Linked DNA regions of Homo sapiens: region 2 is linked to region 1. The links are chromatin loops, found by intact Hi-C in ENCODE. Cell type or tissue: GM12878. All regions are shown on one strand.

Evidence for each region. Peaks named below come from ENCODE experiments on the same cell type or tissue, not always from the same donor. Only the 100,000 strongest peaks of a DNase experiment are listed, where the experiment ranks them.
Region 2: it touches region 1 in a loop (2.4-fold over the local background); 10 of 110 quality-filtered maps call a loop at or near these places.

Annotation. Positions count from the first base shown.
Region 1 is chr2:134,281,992-134,284,491 of GRCh38, reverse strand. All of the region lies in intron 2 of MGAT5 (alpha-1,6-mannosylglycoprotein 6-beta-N-acetylglucosaminyltransferase), which reads right to left. Among named protein-coding and RNA genes, the nearest start is that of MGAT5, 29 kb to the right of the region's middle. RefSeq lists an enhancer at 1,914-2,123. In GM12878, no CTCF peak of the experiment used is centred here; DNase peaks (open chromatin) are centred at 1,311 and 1,721; H3K4me3 peaks cover 1,225 bases; H3K27ac peaks cover 2,500 bases.
Region 2 is chr2:134,233,021-134,235,520 of GRCh38, reverse strand. It overlaps a transcript of MGAT5 not described here. Among named protein-coding and RNA genes, the nearest start is that of MGAT5, 20 kb to the left of the region's middle. In GM12878, no CTCF peak of the experiment used is centred here; DNase peaks (open chromatin) are centred at 1,520 and 1,918; H3K4me3 peaks cover 2,012 bases; H3K27ac peaks cover 2,445 bases.

The sequences.
Region 1 (2,500 bases):
GGCCAGGGGTTGGCAAACTTTTTCTGTAAAAAGCCAGATAGGAAATATTTTCAATTTTGTGGGCCTTATGGTCTCCTGTACAACCACTAAATTCTGCAGCTGTAGCATGAAAGCAGCCACAGACAGTAAGTAAACAAATGGGCAAGGTTGTGTTCTAATAAAACTTTATTTATAAATTTAGGCAGTGGACTAATTTGGCCCATGGGCCACAGTTTGTTGACCCCTGACACAGGCTATGTAAATGTGGCCCACTAAAGTTCAACAGTATGGCAGCTAAAAGTTCCAGCACTAGAACTGTTGAGATAAATCTGGAGAACCATCCACCAAGGATTTTGGAAAGTTGCAATCTCCCATTTGGAGGAAATGTTAGAACATCTAAATCTTTTCCACTTATAAAAGCTCATGAATCTCTGGATCTGAAAGAGGAAACAAAGATAATGTGATGTGCTGAAGGTCTCAGCATCAATTCTGTCAGCAGTGGGCTTAATCCCAGCCTCCTGAGCCCTGACCCTACATTTCTTCACTAGGGCTCACAGTCTCTAGCCTGGAATTCCTCAATCTGTGGCCAGTTTACATTCTCAACTCTAATTGCTAGCCAGTCACAAATTTCTCAGAGAGCCTAGTGCAGCGATGTATCCTTGCATCACAGAAAGAGAACCCAGCGGCCGGGGGAAGCTGTATCGTTCTCCTGTTAAGAACAGGACCCAGCTTAAGTCAAGCCTCATAAATAACCATGAAGACCAATGACAACTTCACGGTGGGATTCTGAAGCCTCAAAGCCACACACCCACATTCTCCAAACTGAGAAGAGTTTCTGTAAAAAAAAAAAAAAAAAAAAAAAAAAAAGATACTACATTCCTCAACAATGGCTTTAAATGTGAATAGAGACAGGCACCTACAGACAAGAAGTTGAACCCTATATAAACTGTGCACCGACTTCATGACTGAAACTCCAAACCCTACCTCAAATGTGTGATCCTTCTGTTAAATCTTGATTTTATTTAGCCCCTTCTTTGATGAATGACTAGAACCTGCTCCCCATTTGGTGCCTCTAACATAATTTTCGAGGCTCCTTAGTTTTGGTTAAAAACTTATGGAACAAAGGCACATACAGACCCTCTTAAAACCATTTGCCAAAACCACATTTTGTTAATTATAGCAACAGCCAGTATTTCCTGAGCACTTAACCATGTGCCAGCCCTCCCTCCACAGACACTTTCTCATGTGGCCCCATGAGCTAGTTTCTGCTGTACAGATGAGAGAACTGAGACTTAACCTCTCTAAATGACTTCACCACAGTTGCACCACTGTGGAACTCAGACTTGAACCCCAGCAGCCTGAGTCTGTACTGCGCACACAAGTCTCATCACATGCTGAACCAATGCGTTAACACATCCAGACCTTTCTGTGGTTCCAACACTGCTCTCTCAAAAGTCTAGTTTGAGCCTAGCAGAAACATAAATGACAGATGATACAGTAAAGGGTCCTTTTTTTTTTTTTCGGTTTTGGTTTTAATAGGCCACCTTCTGTATTAGAATTAAAAGGGCCCAACAGTGGTTCTTAAATGCACCCAGGAAGAATGTGCCCTGGGCTGTTGTACAGACTGATCCTGCTGGCAGCTAGCTGGAGAACCCCAGGCCTCCCTCACTCAATAATATGGGTCTCTGCTCAATCTCTCTTCTTCAGAGAGGCTTTCTTGACAAGCCTCAAACCTGAAACAGCACCCACTTCCTTCGCTAATTTCTTACCCTACTTTGCTGTTCCTCAAGCATTTTTCACCAGATGTGTTTATGTATTTGTTTCCTATCTGCCTTCACTGCTGGAGTGTCATCTCCAGAAAGAAGAGATGGTTTTGCTCATCACTATCTCCAGTGCCTAGACAGTGCCTGGCACAGAACAGGCACTTGCCGTATCTGTTAGTAAAGAAACAAATCGATCTCTGGGTGGTAGAATAACAGCTACTTTGTATTTTCATCTTTTTGCTTAGCTGTAATTTCCAGATTTTCAGCAGAGCATCCCTCCTTGTACTACAGAAGCACTGTTTTTTAAGCCTTTCCTTTTGAAAACACAGCACTATTATTCAGTTATACACATCAACTCAAAGGTAGAGATGATGGCTGTATGGTCACTGGTAGCCCGGGGGCATGAAAACCCATGCTAAATTAATCCCCAGGTGCCTGGCTTGACAGCTCCGTACACCCAGCCCGGCATGGCACACACTCCTGGCCAACTCAGTTGCTAATAATGGCCTTCTGCCCTCAGGGAGCAACCATCCTCCCCATGTGGCATAGACACAGGCTAAAAGCCACCTTCTTAATCCTCATTGCATTCCTGGGCAGTACAGGGAAGGCAGTTTATCTTCATCACCATGTCATTCATGTCTGACAGAGGCCAGAAGCGAAAGGAGAAAACCTGAACACACAACCATCTCCAGGAGACACCCATCTGCCTCCCCAGAGTTAGGATTCTGTGAACCACTGATGAGAAATGACTGGCACTT
Region 2 (2,500 bases), 49 kb after region 1:
CTCAATTCCTCTGCTCTGTGGCTCTTCTCTCTCTCCATCAAAACCCACCCAAGGATCAAGCTGAGGTACTCGTTTCTCAACCCTCACTGGGTATCACGATCATGTTGGAAGACGTTTTAAATACAAATGGTAGCCCTCCCCAAGATCATAATTCAATTGGTCTACACAGGGCCAGGAAAGCAGTATAATTTAAAGCAATCCCAAGAGACTCTAAGGTGCAGTCAGAGTTGAGAACTATTGATCTAAGATAACCACCTTCCCAGGCAGATAAGTGGGTAGAAGGGTACTGAGGGAAGAGAAACAGGTATGAGGTCGGGGAGCATGGCAGGGGAGACAGGGGCTGTGTTGAACCAAAGACCAGGCACCCCTCTGATAGGGCAGCCACTTCTCAGCTCTAACCACCAGACAACTTGAGCTAAGACAGCCTGGGTTAGCTAGATCTTCCAATTTTCCAAAGAAGCCAGAAACCCAGAGTTTTGGTCAAATCTGTGTATTCTTAAATGCTGGTGCTAATTTAGATTAAAAAAAAAATTCTGGTGGTCCAAATAAAACGCATCTGCAACCTTCCTTACAACCACCACCCTAAGCACTTGAAGCTGGGGAGTCTTATAAAAAGACTGAGGCAAATATACAAGACCTTGAATTGAAGGCAGTTTACAATCTCACTCACCTGCTCAGTCCACCTCATGACAGGTGTCTGTTACTTTATCCTAATTGCTCAACTATTCTGGACTTTCTAAACAGCAGCTGGTATTGTTCTCAAATATTGACTTCTGCTAATCACTTTCAAAGGATTCTGAGCACTGGCTTCCAGCCCTCATTCACCACCCAACACAAGCTTGTGACTTAGTCACACCTTATTGCTAATCCCAAGAAACGAAGGGAATTTAAAAGCACCTGGTGAGAGAGAAGCAGGCCTCAGAATCCAGAAAGCCTAAGTGACTTGCCCAGGGCCACAAAGACTGTCAAGGTAGGGTGAACAAACTTGTCCCCGTTGGTCACCCTAGTTGAAGGACAGAGCCACATTGCTGTGTCTTATGTATGGACCCCCATAGTCTTATAATTCTTGATATATACATACATTTGACTTTTAGCTTTATGATCTGCTCCCTGTTGAGACTCAAACTTCTTGAAGGAAGAGATTCAAATCTTTCTGTGAACTAACTACTTAATATCTGTTGGGAAAAGTCCTTGTAGCCCCCTTGGTTAATAAAGATGGCTGCTGGTGGTGCCCTTGCAAACTATAGGCATCACTGCTCTAGGAGTCTCTTGGAAGAACCTGTAAGTCTTGACTCCCACCAACCCCTGCCCCCAATCCCCGGCTTCCTTCTCAGCCCCCAACTACTTCATCACATCAATAACAAAGTATGAGAAACACAGAAAAATGAAACACATGAGCAACTTTCAACTGACTGTTTCCTTCTCTCTTTAGACCACAAAGTCTCCCTGCTCTAATGAGATTATTACCCATCATGAAAGGACATAGCATCTAGCGTTCTGATTTCTCCACTCAGAGATACACCTCAGAAGGCAGCTTCTCAGCTGTGAAAGAAGTTGGCCTTTGCAATCCTCTCTTAGAAGTCTGCTTCGGAATTATTCAAGAGAGCCAGAGTCAAACCTAGAGTGTTGTGCATGAATAGAGAGGCAATCTGGTGTGGCAGAGAGGCTTGGGAATTAGATTCAGATTAAAATCTCTGCACTGACATAAGCCAGCCCTGTGCCCTCTTGAAGTTACAGAAATGAAGATCCAGTTTCCTTATCTGTAAAATGTCTACCTGCAGGGTTTAAATTTGCAAAGGGCCTAGTCTAGTGACCGATCCTTGATGAGAGTTACTGGAGAAGTCTCATGACTCCTACAATGAGCCCCAGAGGCCTCTGTGAGTAAGGTGGAAGGACCTAGCCTTCTGCCTGATCTAAATACATTAAGATCTGCCTTTGCTGACCTAGTTTTATTCTAAAGCAGTTGTGGTTTTCTTTCTTCCCTTCAGTTCCTTTTCTCAAAGGATGTAAGCATATCTGTGTGAAACACATAAAAAAAATGCACCAAGTGTCAGCAAAATGTTACTGTAACTGATAAAAAGGCATTTTCTATCTTGTCCATCAGTTTTGATGAGGAAGCAAAGCAGACTAGCCCAATTCCTAGCATTGGTAAAGATTGCTACTTCAAAGAATTTTCTGGGTCAGCACCTAAAAGTCTGAAATCCATTCCACTGAATTCATTATGACCCATAGTAATACCCCATCTCTCAAAGCAAAACTACACTGTGATTCATTGCATAGAGCCATTCCCTGGTAGACACTATATTTTAGACTTATGAATAAAACAAGTACAGAAAACAAAATAAAACACAGAACCAGCCCTGTACCCTTATATTTTACAATCTACAAAAAACAAAGTCAGATTTACACATACCTGGAAAACAACTCACGATGACATCATTTTAAGCTAACTGAATCTTGGATTCAAGAAGAATCAATGTCTATACTATTCTTCTAGCAT